2 separate regions of the Mus musculus genome follow, and region 2 is linked to region 1. The links are chromatin loops, found by intact Hi-C in ENCODE. Cell type or tissue: gastrocnemius. All regions are shown on one strand.

The links. Hi-C counts contacts between places; a loop is a spot of excess contacts. Peaks named below come from ENCODE experiments on the same cell type or tissue, not always from the same donor. Only the 100,000 strongest peaks of a DNase experiment are listed, where the experiment ranks them.
Region 2: a loop joins it to region 1, with 8 times the contacts of the local background. A loop is called at or near these places in 38 of 42 quality-filtered maps.

Annotation. Positions count from the first base shown.
Region 1 is chr13:3,892,614-3,900,613 of GRCm38, reverse strand. The region is part of intron 3 of Net1 (neuroepithelial cell transforming gene 1); the gene reads left to right. Among named protein-coding and RNA genes, the nearest start is that of Net1, 22 kb to the left of the region's middle. In gastrocnemius, no CTCF peak of the experiment used is centred here; DNase peaks (open chromatin) are centred at 3,493 and 7,049; H3K4me3 peaks cover 1,976 bases; H3K27ac peaks cover 3,725 bases.
Region 2 is chr13:3,660,646-3,668,645 of GRCm38, reverse strand. No RefSeq gene overlaps it. Among named protein-coding and RNA genes, the nearest start is that of Asb13, 31 kb to the right of the region's middle. In gastrocnemius, a CTCF peak has its summit at 3,099 (motif pointing left); DNase peaks (open chromatin) are centred at 3,074, 3,784, 4,062 and 4,189; H3K4me3 peaks cover 234 bases; H3K27ac peaks cover 232 bases.

The DNA of each region.
Region 1 (8,000 bases):
TGTGAAGCTCATTTATATTCTGTCAATTTGTTGTCGAGAATGGCTGCCCTACCACCAATTATAGTTAAAGTATCAGTACACCAGGTAACGTGGTGGTCTGGTTCATGAATTAATATAATTTACTGGTGTCCTGTACTGTCGCTCAAGCATGATTCCAATTGGCCATTTCCGTCATATCATAGGTTGCTCTGACACTTGCCCAATCTTTAATTTCACTCTGCCTGACACTGCTCATATGGGCAGCTCTGATGTCATGACATGCTATTTGTAATAGGGTGCTAAGTCCTTATTTGGTTCGCCAGCACACCGAAGCTGTTTTAACCAGCAGTTTTGTATCGTGGGAGGCATTAACCTTGCTCTAACATCCTAGGGCTCTGCATTCTGAAACTGTTCCTGACATTGCCAGAGGTATCACACAGCATTCTTATCTGTTATTAACTCATCAGACTGGATCAGTTGTATAAAGCAGGTAGCTTAAATCATGGCCTGCCACAGAGATTTCTCTTGCTCACAGTCCCACCCAAACCTCAAGACTCTGAAAGTATCTTGATAGTCACCCTTTCAGGCTGTCTCCTTATCGGATCAAAGAGTTCCCAGATGCAGCAGAATGCTCCCCCAAAAACTGTTGGGCCCTGCCTACTGCTGTGTTCTAGGATTGGTGGATGAAATTTAGGGCTGCCTGTCCTTCAAAGGAGAGTCCAGAAAGCCTCCAGCCACTAGCTCTATTAAAACTTCCCCAGTGTGGTAACCTCTGAATTTTCATGCCATGTTTTTTATTTCCTAAGGCATCCAGAACACTTCCTGTTTCCTAAGACTAACATAATGTTTTATGGACTATCGGGGTCATTGCAAAGTCTGTGGCAAGCAACAAGACAGTTAATCTCAGAACATGAAAGAGAATATGGACTGCTATCCTCCCCTCATAAACTAACTGCTTCTTGTGGTCATCCAATGAAGGTTCCAAGAACACAGAGCAGATAAATAGTCATAGACCAGATGCCAAAGGATCTTATCCAGTGAGGGTGAGCGTCTGTCCAGTGGACAGAGTAAGAAGCTCCACTCCCGTGTACCACGAGCCACTGTCCTTCGCCACTGCCCTACAAGAAGCTCTCATGAGTTGAGTGTGCATGCAGGAGGCCACCGTGCCCCAGTCTGCTCCTTGCCTAATGGCTGTTGTCAGTGTCTCTTCCTAGCATGCGGTACTGCTTCAGATCTTAGCGTAAATGTAATGACTCAGACAGCAAGGACGCTGAAGTTGGCTGTTGCCACCACGATTCAGAAAACATTAAGAAGAATCTGCTGAATATTTTTTCAGAGCTTTTAAAGATTAATGGTAAAAATCAATTTTATTAATTAAAATTTAAAATGTAAATCAGTTCATTAAAACTACAGTTTTCCCCTATTAGTCACTTGTCGGCACTTTTTATAAAGCTGCTGCCTTGCCCTGCATTATCTCAATCCAGCCTAACCATGCTCTCCACTGTTGTGACACTGAGTGATTCGATTGCAGAAACCCTGTGCGTCCTGTCTGTAAGGCCAGTCACAGTGTAGATGACGATGCCTGGGATCCCACCATGGAATGAGCTCTCACTGACAGATGGCCTATCTTGAGATGTGTTCTCAGGTACTAGATGGACAGTGAAATGGGAGTTGAACATGTGATGTGTGTAATTAAGCCAACTTCCACCCCTGGCAGAGCTGTTCTTGCTGGGACATACAGAAGAGCCATGTAAAATGCACCGTGGAGTTGTTTCCTCAAGAGACTCTAAAGAGGGGAGCTTATTACCTGCCAGCTCCTGTGGGCTTTTAGTCAGAGATGCCCTCTGTGTCACCTGTCCCACACGCAGCAACAGTTAACGAGCACGGTGGAAGGCAAGCAATGCAGTGCAGGTGAGGCACGATGCTGTACAGGTGAAGGACAGTGCAGAGCATGTGAGGCACTGTGCAGTGCAGGTGAGGCAGGATGCTGTACAGGTGAAGGACAGTGCAGAGCATGTGAGGCACTGTGCAGTGCAGGTGAGGCATTGTGCAGTGCAGGTGAAGGACAGTGCAGTGCAGGTGAGGCATTGTGCAGTGCAGGTGAGGCATTGTGCAGTGCAGGTGAAGGACAGTGCAGTGCATGTGAGGCATTGTGCAGTGCAGGTGAGGCATTGTGCAGTGCAGGTGAAGGACAGTGCAGTGCAGGTGAGGCACGATACAGTGCAGGTGAGGCACGATACAGTGCAGGTGAGGCACGATGCTGTGCAGGTGAAGGACAGTGCAGGTGAGGCACGATGCTGTACAGGTGAAGGACAGTGCAGTGCATGTGAGGCATTGTGCAGTGCAGGTGAAGGACAGTGCAGTGTATGTGAGGCATGACACAGTGCATGTGAGGCACGATGCTGTGCAGGTGAAGGACAGTGCAGTGCAGGTGAGGCATTGTGCAGTGCAGGTGAAGGACAGTGCAGTGCAGGTGAGGCATTGTGCAGTGCAGGTGAGGCACGATACAGTGCAGGAGCAGGGGCTGAACTCAGAGTAAGGAGAGGGAAGAGTGCTGAAGATGCAGCAACCTGGACCAGTTTAGGTTCAGAGAAAATGGGAGGAACCAGCATCCTAGTGTATCAGAAGAGATGTGGCCTGGCAAGATGACACAGGAGGTCAAGGCATTGGTCACACAAGCCAAACACCCAGAGTCTGATCCCTAGAACTCGCAGTGGAAGGAGAGAACCAGGCCCTAAAGCCGTCCTCTGATTCATATCTGCACACATACATATCACACACATAATAATAATAATAATAATAATAATAATAATAATAAATCTCAAGATAGGAACTAATACACTCTACTGGAAATTATTATTATCCTGTGTATTTGAGACAAAGTCACCACAAACAGCAGTACTCATTTTACTTGGTATTTGTGTTATCTTTACAAAGAACAAGATGCAAACATCATCTTTTGTACTCTTGTTCAATAGCACTTAATTGACCTCAGCTAAGCTCTTTTCTACACCAAAGTACTTACTAAAGCTTGAATACACACACTTTTTAAATCAGTGACTTTTTAAAAAACAAATCCACAAATAACTTCATTACTCATTTCTTTCATAATGTTTCTGTACTTTTTTGTTAGTAGTAGATTTCTCAAAAGTTCCCATTTCTTTATTGGTGCTTCCTTTTTTAGTAACACTTTTGAATGTTATTTATAACTTATCTATTTTAGTAGAAAAATAATACATGTTACATATTTGTGATTTTTAAGTCTAGAGTTTTAAAAATAGAACAGTTCCTTGCATTTAGAAAAGGTCCTGAAGTATTTATGATCTGTGGAATGTGTTTTATGCACTATACAACATTTAAATAAATGTTTACATGAGGGTCAGAGGTATAAATAATCTATGTTTTTCTTCAAATGAAAAACTTGTTTATGTAATCATCGATATAGTAACCTAAACAAACGTGATTACCATGTTGAGAAAAGCAGGCTGCCCCTGCATTTCACAGTATTTCCTGTAGAGGGCAGCAGAGAACTTAGTTGGTCTTCGGCAGTCCTGAGCCTGCTTGCCAACTTACCTGATAAAAGGAAGCAGTACCTACAGCAAAAAGTGTTTTTTACTTTCAAGGTTGAGTTTACTTCATACTAAATGTAGGTTGAGTTTTCACCGTAGGCATAAGGATAGCCTAACAGTCCCCTTTTGGTAGACAGAGGACGCAGTGTGACCTTTCCATCCAGGCAGAACAAGGTTCTCTAACTAAAGCTGGGCCTTGCAAACCAGTAACTTTATCAGAAACTTGATTCTGTTTACCAAGCTGTGCTATTTTTAGATAAGTGAAGGATAAATTTTAATTTTTCACATCTTATTCCCCACACAATGGAAATTCAACCGGCTGATTACCTCCATGGTACCATCAGTCAAGAACTGGGAAAACCTTGCTGTTGAGAGCCTCACTGGGCATGACCACTGGTTGAAATAAGGCCTCTCCTAACGTTAACCAACTAATTTATCTCTGTGCCTATCCTGTTATTGTAAGTCACCTGAAGTCCCAGCCTTTGCCTGTGGTCTCCTCTTTAAGACATTAGCCATTATTAAATGAACATCGGCACAGGACTCAGGAGGTTTAGATTTGAAATCTCGCTCTTCTGAACCTCGTTCTAGTGCTTTCTACGCACTGTGTAGGTTACCAGAACATATGCTGAGGGGTTTATGCCTGGTCTCTTGTCTGGAAGATATACCACAACAAAGTTGAACACGTTCAACTCTTTCCAGGCACGGAGTCACCAGCACCTTTGGATAAGTTTCTTAAATTCCCATCTTTCTCCGTCTTCAAGGTGACAGCAGTGATGCTTTGTAGCATTATTAAATAAAGTCACATGCATGGAGCTGTAACACAGAGTTCCCTTCCTGTTCTTCACCCCTCCCTTTAAGTTTCCTCTTGAGTAAACTGAAGAGCATGGGTCACTAGTCTGTGCCAGCTGAACGTGGACATGTCCATGTTGTGACTTTGGGACGTTATCTAGTTGTCTTGTTCAAGATTAGACCACAAACCTACACATTAAAATGAAACTAAGAGTTTACTGGCCAAAGGTTTGTTGTTTTCGTTTGTTTGCTGTAAACTGTTTTGGTTTTAACTGGTCCACTATGCTAGATCCAGTTTGTTTCACATAGACTTTCTGCTTGAGACATCAGTCTTTCCCTCTAGGGTCCCAGCTGAAAGACGGAAATGAAAACTATCCTTTCCCCTCCTTATCTTGGCCATACTTCACACAGAGCTAAGTGGAAAAACAGTTTTGAGAAGACGTTGGGTAAGAGACCCATGAGAATCCCTGGCAGCCTCTTTCCTAACCCCACTGCACTTCCTTCTCTTCCCTGCTGGGACTGTGTGGCCATGCTGTTGGCCTCACTTGCGTTGGTTTTTAACTGAGGAAGCTAACTGGACCAAGTGTCTCAGCGGGTCCTGCTGGCCTACACTATTTATTTGTATTATCTCGAAGGACCTTTGATCTTACCTGAAAGTCCATGATATTCACGTGCCTCCAAGTGAAGCCGTGTACCAGCTGCTTTTACAAATAGTCATCAACTCTAAAGCAGGCTCCACCACTCAAACAGCAAGATGCAGAGCCCTGCGAGACCCTGGTGGTGGCCTGAATGTGTAGATACAGACATAGCCATGGCCCTTCCTGGACAAGGTGGTGCTAGGCTGTACATTGGTAAATCATGCTTTAGTCTCACCTCACTGTTTGCCACTGATTCTCCCGCCCCCTTGCCAGGATTTACCTCTGTCCCTGCTGACAGATCTGAGATGCTCAGTAAAGATCTGTAGCTCTTTCCCTTCCCTCTTCCCCTCCTTCTTGCTTTCTCTCTCTTTCGTTTACAGAATTATTTTTCCCCGGTGGTCATTCCTCCAGTATTTACCCCTTGGACTGTGTTTTAGTTCAGATTTTTCCAAAGAAAATCCATGCAGATATCTTCTCCACACCCCTCCCAAATGACTCCAGATCTGACTGAGTGGCTTCAGTTGTGTGTTCTTGTTCCTTCAGATGCAGTGGATCAAAAGAAATTTAGTATTTTCTTGCAAAATCATTGTTCAACTTGTGAAACAGTTGCTCATATGTTTAAAATCGTTGACACATTGCATTTGTCCTCAAGCTCTTGGTACCTTATGCCTTCTGAGATTTGCCTGGTTTCCCAGTCACCTTTAATCACCTTCAACACCTCTAGCCCCAGGTGCCTGCAAGGTCATCAGCCTGTGGCCTTGTAGGAAGGAGTCTGTCTCCTCATCCTTGTGCTCTTACTCAGTCCTGGGTGAAGCAGCGAGGCATTGGAGGTTCACGGAAGCCCAACCTGGAAGCCCAACCTTTAGAAGTTTCCCTGCGAGCTTTCCCACCCACGTGTCAGGCAGGAGGGTAGCCCTGAATGGCACTTGCTAACTACACGGCTTACTTGGACTTGCAAAAGCTTTTACCCCTGCCTCTCCATACAGCCTGCTTCCGCCGTTACACACTAGGGTCTCGGCTACAAAGCCTACACTTTATCACCCAAGAATCTAGAGTTGTGCCTTTTCATACAGGGCTTATTTTACACTTGTAAATACTTCACTGTAGCTTTCCAGTTTCCCAGCATATAATATCTGCACACTGTTAATTAAGATGGGCCTACCTACTGTGCAAAACAAATCCGGGAGGAAGTCCGCTATATCTCAGGTCCTAACTTGAGAAATAGTGCCCTTCCATATAGGAAAGTTTTGGACAAGTTGGCAGCTGGCCTCTCCTGGGTGGCTCTCCCTGGGGTGGGGCTGTTCTTCCCTTTAAAATGCCAGGCTTTGTAAGCTGGACTGTTGGACCTATGAAGACCATATCAAGATAAGTTTAGGGGAGGATCCTGCTGTGTGTTTTTATGGCATAAATGTCTCACACCAAGATCGGTATACTGATCCTGGAAATTTGAACTAGGCCCGTCTAGCTTTTCCCAGGACCAGGTGGTCCAATAGGAATAGAGTGGACTGAAGGTGCCCTCTGTGGTTCCCTGTCAGTCCTTGAATTTAAAAAAAGGGGGTGGGGGGAGCAGGAACTACTTTAGATTTTCTGTGCACAAAGTAACAGATGTACTGTGACATTTTCATATAGGCCTCTCCCCCATGAATCCTTTGGCCCCCATAGGAACCTTGTTTTAAGAGGCAGGTAATTTTACCGTTGTGCTTAAGCCGGTGCTGCTGGGTAACTAGGCTCTTCTTTACTACATAATTTTTTAACCCACAAGTCTTTGCTGCGTAGTTTTTTAACACATACTCAGCCCTTTCCAAGGCACTAATTTTAGAGAAATCTCTAAATTTTAGAGGTTCTCTGTCAGTAACTAAGTGCTAGAGAAGTAACTGAGATAGGTTCCTCTGGCGTTCACTCGGCCTCCTGTGGGCTTCGGCTCTTTCTGTGCAAGTTCCAGTGCCTTTTTTATTGCGAGGGACCGGCTTAGCTCAGGCAGCTCCGGGCTCTCGCGGAGCAGCCTAGGTGCGCGCCCCTCCGCAGTTATCGGGAGTCACGTGGGTCCTGGCCCCGCCCCGGACTCCTGAGCTCTGCGTGCGTGCTCGCTGCCTTTGCAGAAGCAGAGCTCCACCGCGAGCGGAGGCATGGGCGCATGGCTGCCGGGCCAGGCTGAGCTCTCAGAAGAAAAGCCCGGCGCCTTGGCGGCGTTGCCCTGCAGGGCTGACTCGCATGTGGACTAACCCGAAAGATTTGAAAGGACACTTGTAAAGCATGGTGGCGCATGATGAGATCGGAGGTCTCCTGCCCATTAAAAGGACGATCCGAGTCTTAGATGTTAATAACCAGCCCTTCCGGGAGCAGGAGGTAAGAGCAGACCGAAGGAATGCTTTCCAACTCCGCAGAACTTCTAAGATTTTAAACTTCACTTTCAAACTTTTAATCGTATTACATCCTAAAATGTGCAACTATTATAAGCAAGGCTGAAATGTGTTTAAGAACTGTGGTCTAAGTTTAAGCAATTTTTTTTTACTATAGCATAGCTAAAATTGTGAAAAGTTACATACAAAGGAGATTTTAAATATATGAGTCTCTGGGTAAACATTTCTCATGTTCGATATGGTTGTGCTTCCCCCCCCCCCCCTAACTTGCATTACTAAGTCATGGAGACTGTTTTAAGAAAGGAAAGAAAAAGAAAAATATTTTCCTCTCGATGCTGGTGAACAAGTGAGTAAGTCCGACCTGGGATGCGTGTTCATTCTTTCCCTGTGTAGTTAGGCTTGCCGTTCCCTTTTTCCTTCTGAAAGGGTATTTGAGTCGGGGGAACACTGCCTGCCTGGCTTTCTAAAGTCTTTATGAACATTTATGGAAAAAATTATTTCATGCAATTTTTTTGTAATCTTGGCAGTTGATTGGTGCTGCGGTGTTTCCTGCTGCCAGTAGAAATGGTTATGGGTTCAGCCTACCAAATCTTTTGAAGATAGTGATGGTTTTTTACGAAAAATATATATGTAATTGTCCATTTTTTAAATGAGCAGTTTAATCA
Region 2 (8,000 bases), 230 kb after region 1:
GGATAAAGAGAATGAGCAGCCAGAGAGTACCATACAATCTCAGGAGCAATAACAGGAAAGTGAAGAAGACCACCTAGAGAGAGCATTACGGTCAGTGTTGACTAGGAGTGTATCATGCATGAGGGACCATCTGAAGCACTTACTTTGTATCCTGGACTGTGCTAAGCTCAGACTACATTTTACACACCAGGAGTCCTTCATTTCTCACTTTTCTAGAATAATACAAAAGCAAAATTTCAGTTCCAGTCTATGGAGCCCATGGGGACCAAAGAAATGAGTATCCTGGGTCAACCCTGCATTTGGAGGCACCCTACCAGCCCCACACTTAGGACTGACAGCAAGATCATCCGAGCTGTGTGCACAGGGATGGCTGTGCGGAGCTAGGGGACATGTCACCAGCAGCATTCCACCACAGCCCTGGAACAGCCAGCACACCACCCTAGACTAAACAGAAGACAAGAAAACACTGCTTGCAAAGAATTGCTATTTTTACATCCCTTTTCCAGAATTACAATATTCTAAGATATAAATTCAAATCAGAAGGCAGAGTCAAAAGAGAGCAAAGGGCCGGGAACACACCCACAAGTGAGAAGGAGTCAGTCCCTCCTCCCATTGCCATAGTATTCTGGGTACCTCTGCTAAAAGAATACAAATTCTTGGACCCCTCATCCTTGACTGACAGAATCACTCCAGACGAAGGTGTGATCTAGGACTGTGTGTCTCCAGTCAAAAGTTCCCGTGATTCTCTGAACCACTGCTCAGAGGCAGGGACCCAGAGAGAGATCTAGATGCTTAAACGCAAAACAATCCACAGAGTCCTAAAAAGCACTTTAAATTCTATTTTATTATTTTGTGCATAGGGATATTTTACCTGCATGCATGTCTGTGCACCATGCGCATGTAGTGCCCCTGGAAGCCAGAAGAGGGTGGTGTCAGAAACTCTGGGACTGGAGTTTCACAAGGTTGTTAGCCCCTGTGTGGGTGCTGGAAATTGACCCCAAGTATTCTTCAAGAGCAGCCAGGGCTCTTAAACACTGAGACATCACTCCAGCCCATGTAAAAGGCACTTTACATGAAAGGTTGCTCATCTGCCAGGGAAGGGTTGAAGGTGCCCGAACAGAGCCACCTAGAGTTTCTGTTGTATCGTTGGCCTGTTGTGCTGTTACAAGGAATGTGTGGAATCTGTGTCCAGACAGATCTCTATTCTGGTCTGTTCTGGTCTGAATATTTTCCCTACCAAAACTCAGCCACCCTCCCACCCTTATTTCCAACCACTTCAACTTGACCCCTAGAGCAAAACTTCTGGAAACTTCAGATCTCTGACTGATGTCATCTCCGACTACCATCCCCCAAAACAGACTCCAATGGAAGGCCTTTCTCGGCTCACAGGCTTGGAACAGACTATATTTTCTCAGACAGGTTGATGGCACACCAACAGAAAAGGGCTAGCAATAGACAAAGGTAGTGATTTCCCTAAAGTCGCACAGGCAAGGGAAAGGCCAAACAGGTATCAGAACCCAGAGGTTCTGTGAACCAGAAGCTCAGCCCTGGCCTATTTCCTGCAGGACTAAAATCTGAATTGGAGGCTGGAAAGATGGCTCAGCAGTTAAGAGAACATCCCTCTCTTCCAGAGGACCTGAGTTGCAGTCCCTGCACACATATCAGGCAACTTAGAACCACCTATAATTCTAGCTCATGAGAAACCAATGCTTCTGGCCACTGCTTGTGTCTCTAATCACATGTGTATGCCTACACACAGACACACTCATATTAGTTATGCATACACACAACTAAAAGTAATAAAAAATAAACCTTTTCTAATCTGGCTATAATTACACACTGAATTCCAGCACTGGAAAGGCAGAGACAGAGGATCCCTGGGGTTCAGTGAACCAATAGCCTATCCCAGTTGGAGATCCAGGATGGGGAAGAGACACTGTATTAAAAGCTAAGAGCTGGAGAGGCAGCCCAGATGTTAAGAGCTCCAGGATGAGGGAGAGGCACTGTATCAAAAGCTAACATGGAAGAGCTGGAGAGATGGCTCAAATGTTAAGAGTACTTACTGTGCTCGCCTAGAACCCACACGGCAGCTCACAACCTTCTGTAAGTTCAGTTCCAGGAGATCTGATGCCCCTTCTGACCTCCTCAGGCTTTGGCACATATGGATGTGCACACACATATACATAAAACTAAAATTAAATTAAATGAAAAACATAGGCAATGATTGAGGATCAATACTCTAGGCTCATTCACATGCACACAGACAGACACACGCACAAGCACACCGTACGTGCACACATACACATACACACATGCACACACACAGAGAAACAGACTGATAGATTGACACACACACATGCACACACATACACGTGCACAGACAGACTGACTGACTGATAAACACCCATGCACACACACACATGCACACTGAATTAGCCAAAGTGTGAAAAAATCCCATTACACGGAATGAACGAGCCCCCTGAGCACTGAAGCACAGCCTGGTGACTATAGTTAAGAACCATGTGTTGTAACCTTGAAGTTGGCTGAGTCTTCCTAAGGGGTTCCCAACCACACCAGACACAATATCTACTTTAGCTGTAGTGATCATTGCACAGCAGGTACATACCACAATATCACATTGTACCCCTAAACCTTACAGGATGTTGTCAATTGTAGTTCTACAAAGCTGGGGGAATGTCTCGAAATTTAAATTTCATTTTAAAAAAACAAAAGACAAAAACAGAACCCCGAGAACAGAAAGTGTCCCTTATCTGAACCCTTAGTATTTCAAGTAAATAGTCTAATGGCCGTGGAGGTAATACTCTCCTAAAGTCAATTAGCTCAGTTATGACATGAGATCTCTGTCCACCTCCAACTACTAGGACGCAACTGTATCCGTTGTCCCAGAGCCATAGAGGTTGCATGGACTATTAACTGGACAGCAGTGAGGGACATCTGAAGAACACCAGCAGGCCCAAGCAACTTCGAGAACCCCAGCTACCAGTTCCCATGAGTTGACAGACAGGAGGGTACTTTGACCAGACTGGTGCTTTGGTGCCTCCATGTGGCCAAATGTTTGAACAGCAAACTGGCTACAAATTAAGGTCTGGGCCGCCTGTCCTTCAGAGCATGGCCAAAATCATTAAGAAACTCTTGTGCAGGCTGGTGAGATGGCTCAGTGCTTAAGAACACTGACTACTCTTTCAGAGGTGCTGAGGTCAAACCCACCCACCCCCAACCGCATGGTAGCTTACGACACCTATAAAGAGATCTGATGCCCTCTTCTGGCATGTAGGTGTAGATGCAGAAGTAGATGTAGACGAAGACAGAGAACTCCTACATTTAAATGTATATTTAATATATAATTAACATATGAATATTATAATTAATATAATTTATAACATATAAGATAACTTTATAAATTTAATATATAGGTATGCATTATATATTATACATTATATATAATATATTGTATAAATTATATCTAAGTATATATGTATATATATAAGGGAAGGCAGACAGACAGAAAGAAAACAGAAAATGTGTGCATATTGACAACTCAGGATCACAAATTTGTGCTTAACTGTTGGCTGACAATATTTTAGAGTGATTCCTTGACTCAGCCAAACTGCTCCCCCATCTGTCCCTTTCCTAGATTCATGACTTTTGGGTTTGCTTAGTGACCCGTTGTGTTTAACCATCTTGTGACCATTAGCTTGGGACTGTCCACTGGAGCATGGGATCTTTTCTGGGTACATAACTACGTAGTGAACCTGGCCACCTGGGTCTCTTGTTTCTTCTCCAGACCCTCACTGCCATCTGCCAGTGCCAAGGACTTCCATGGCTGTTCACGGCTCAGTGTCCACCCAAGAAACAATAAGAAATAAAGGAAAAAGAGAAAACCAACCCGAGGGTTTGTAACTGCTATTCTCAGTGACTGCAGGTGATTGTGCTGGGTCTGCAAAGGGATGTGGTCATCATCAGCCAGACACGAGGGAGGAGGGCCCAGGGAGCGGTATGCCTTGGCACTGAACTTTCCCTAAGGCAGCCATGGAAGTCCTTGGCACTGGCAGATGGCAGTGAGAGTCTGGAGAAGAAACAAGAGACCCAGGTGGCCAGGTCCTGTTCTAAACGTTACTCTGTTTCTAACCTTGCTGACTCTGGACTGAGACAGGGAACTATAGGGTCTATGACCCTGTTCTGCAGGCAGGCTGGGCTCACAAAGTCCATGGCCCTCTGCCAGACATCCTCATTGCCCTGGGTTTCAACCAACTCAGAACAGTTACTTATTCATCCCTCAACCCCACAATGTGGCTAAAATTTAGATTCCAGATTTCAAATACTGCTGAAACCTTTACCAATCGACCCCAGAAATGGTGTGGTTGGGAACCCTCTCTGTGTAGGAACCTTTGGACACCTTGGCATCTCCACAGCACCCCACCAACCATCCAATATCAAAGCTGGGTCTATCTGGAGAATGGCAGAAAAAGGCTGCTGAGATGCTGGGGCCTGTGTTATATGGGGAGCATGTGTAGGATTCAGAAAGAAGTCTCGTAAGGATAAGTAAGCTGCCTCCCACATGGCAGGTATAGGCAGGGACCACAAGAACCACTTCCTGCTACCCTCCTCCTCTCAGCAAACACCTTTGGGGAGCCAGGCCATGGGCTGGGGAAAGGATTTGGGGACGGTGGTACACAGAACCTGGCTCCCAACCACAAAGCACTTCATGTGTGAATACCTCAAAAGGCTCATTAGAAAATTATTAGAGAGGGCTGCTGAGATGGCTCAGTGGGTAAGAGCACTGACTTATTTTCCAAAGGTACTGAGTTCAAATCCCAGCAACCACATGTGGCTCACAGCCACCCATAATGAGATCTGATGTCCTCTTCTGGTGTGTTTGAAGACAGCTATGGTGAACTTATAATAATAAATAAATCTTTGGGTCGGAGAAAGTGGGGTTGGCCAGAGCAAGCAGAGGTCCTAAATTCAATTCCCAACAATCACATGAAGGCTCACAACCATCTGTACAACTACAGTGTGTACTCATATACATAAAATAAATAAATATTAAAAAAAAAGAAAATTATTAGAGAGAGCTGGAGAGATGACTCAGTGGTTAAGAGCACCGACTGCTCTTCTGAAGGTCCTGAGTTCAAATCCCAGCAACCACATGGTGACTCACAACCATCCATAATGAGATCTGATGCCATCTTCTGATGCATGTGAAGACAGCTACAGTATACTTAGATATAATAATAAATAAATCTTTTTTTTTAAAAGAAAGAAAGAAAATTATTAGAGTCAAGTATGAGTGTGACTGTCATGAATCCAAAAGCCAGGTGCTTTGGATATATTTACAAGCCATGCCCATGGAGACCCAGAAGGGAACTGATTCTTCAGGGATCGTCTAAGGAGATGCGCCAGAATTGTCAATCAGCTGAGCCCAGAAAAAGAAAGGATTTCCTTGTAGCTAAGAAGCGTCTATGCCCACTAAAGTCTTTTCAGAGTGAACTATAGACCAGGCAGTGTATGCCTGGGCACCTATTGTTCTTTTTTTGTTTTTGTTTTTGTTTTTGTTCTTTGGGGGGAGGGTTTGTTTGTTTGTTTGTTTGTTTGAGACAGGGTTTCTCTGTGTAGCCCTGGCTGTCCTGGAACTCACTCTGTATGTAGACCAGGCTGGCCTCGAAGTCAGAAATCCGCCTGCCCCTGCCTCTCAAGTGCTGGGATTAAAGGCATGTGCCACCACTGCCCTGCCCTATTGTTCTTATAAAAATACACACACACACACACACACATGGATGCATGTATATAACTTTTGTGTTGCTGCAACCATGTAGCTAACAAGAAACAGCATGAGAGAATTTATTTTGGCTCACAGTGTGAGTGGATTCAATCCGTCGTAGCAGAGAAGGCATGGCACAGCAACTTAAGGTCAAGACGCGAGTAGAGATGAAGGATGAAGGCTGATGCTTACTTTCTATGTTTAATCAGTCCACAGGCTGATGACGCCCACATTCAGCGAGGGTGTTTCTCCTAGGTCACTCCAAATCCATACAAGTTGACAATCAAGATTTCCCCTTACACTGTGTTCACATGGATATTGAAGAAGTGTTCAGATTGTATCAGAAATTACAATTCAGCCCCTAAAACCAGAGACCTACTTAAACCAGCCCCTAAAACCATAGACCTACACTTAAACCTACTCCTTGCAGAACTCCTGGGGAGGGTGTGCATGAGTCCATTTTCATCCATATCAAAGTGTCACAGACTGAACATTGACATTCTGAACACAGACTGAGAATACATCATCTAAGGCAGCTTCTCGGTCACAGAGGAAAGTTTAAGGAGCATGTCCTGTCCTCCTTCTCTGTCAGCTCTACTTGATTCAGTGATGACTTAGGCATATTTTTTCTCACCCTGTCCTCTTTTCACTAAAAGAAGCATTCTGGGAGATTGGAAAGGAGTGATAAGAAAGAGCCAAGATAGGGAAGCTGTGTGGCAGAGTGGGGGGGGGGGATTTCTACAACACCTGGGAATGTAGCTCAGTGGTTGAGTGCTTGCTTAGCATGCACAAGGCAAGGCCATCCTGGGTTCAGTCCCCAGCATTTCACAGAGAGAGAGAGAGAGAGAGAGAGAGAGAGAGAGAGACAGACAGACAGACAGACAGAGACAGACAGAGAGAGACAGATAGACAGAGAAAGACAAAGAGAGACAGAGAGAGATATAGAGAGAATCTGGCAAGGCTGTGGAAAATGAAGCAGCAATACCTGGGTTTAGAGTAAAAGTCCTGCCTTTGATTAAAATGCTTTTGCAGAGCATTGAAATCAGTGATCAAGAGGCATCATGGAAACTACTTCTGCGAACCTTTGAGCAGGGCAGGTACCTCCTGGTACCCATCACACACCATCAATCACAGCCCGGAGTGGCTTTGAGCTCAACACTCCACCCTCCTAAAGCCGCTAACTATTACTGTCCCATGAGCAACACTTAATATCCTCTTCCTGCCTCGCCAGCTTCCTCCTTCCTTCTGCTCTCCACCTGGCACTCCATGTCACATGAAAGGGATTGTTGACGTGTTTGGTGTGGTTTGTATTCTTTAAACAAGGGTTGGAAATTTTAAGTCATCTTTTTGAAAATTAGACTGGGAGGTTGACTTCTTCTCTAAGAACTCAAAAATGAAGTTTGGTGAGAGAGACCAGAATCAGGTAACTAAGAAGGTGTTATGGACTAATTTCCTGCATTGTGCTTCACACAGCACTATTGGAAGAACTGGGAGATTTAATGGAGGGGCGGGAGAGCTGTGTTAGCAGCTGCTGGGCTATGATCTGCTTACTTTCTAGTCTTTCTTACTAAGAGAAACTTACATTTTATGAATGTCAATGAACCAAGAAACAAATAACAACAAACCAACGCTGTAGATGAGGACTCCAGCTCTTCCTTTCTCTTCCTGGTAGAACATGGGTAACGTTGACTGGTGCCATGGCAGCCATTAAGAAGCTATGAATGGTTAAGAGAATAATAAAAATGCTTTACTTGATATAGTTGAGCTTTTACAAGGGTCGTCCAACTACAGTACATGAACCAAATCTGGATTCACCACTTCTTTCTGTAAATAAGATTTTATTGAAGCACAGCCTCATGCTTACTGACCTAAGGCTGACATTGGTCACAAACAACAGAGTAGCTACAGAGAGAGAGATGATGTGGACTACAGAGCTAAAAATATTAACTATCTGAGCCTTGACAGCAGCAGAAGGAAGAGGAGACGGAGACGGAGACGGAGACGGAGACGGAGACGGAGACGAAGACGAAGACGAAGACGAAGACGAAGACGAAGACGAAGAAGAAGAAGAAGAAGAAGAAGAAGAAGAAGAAGAAGAAACACCAGCTTCTGCAATAAACTATAGGCAGCACGGCCTACCACCTCCAGATTTTTTCTGGAAAAAAAAAAAAAAAAAAAAAAAACTTCTGGTTTAAGACCAGAGATTCCTTGTGATCAG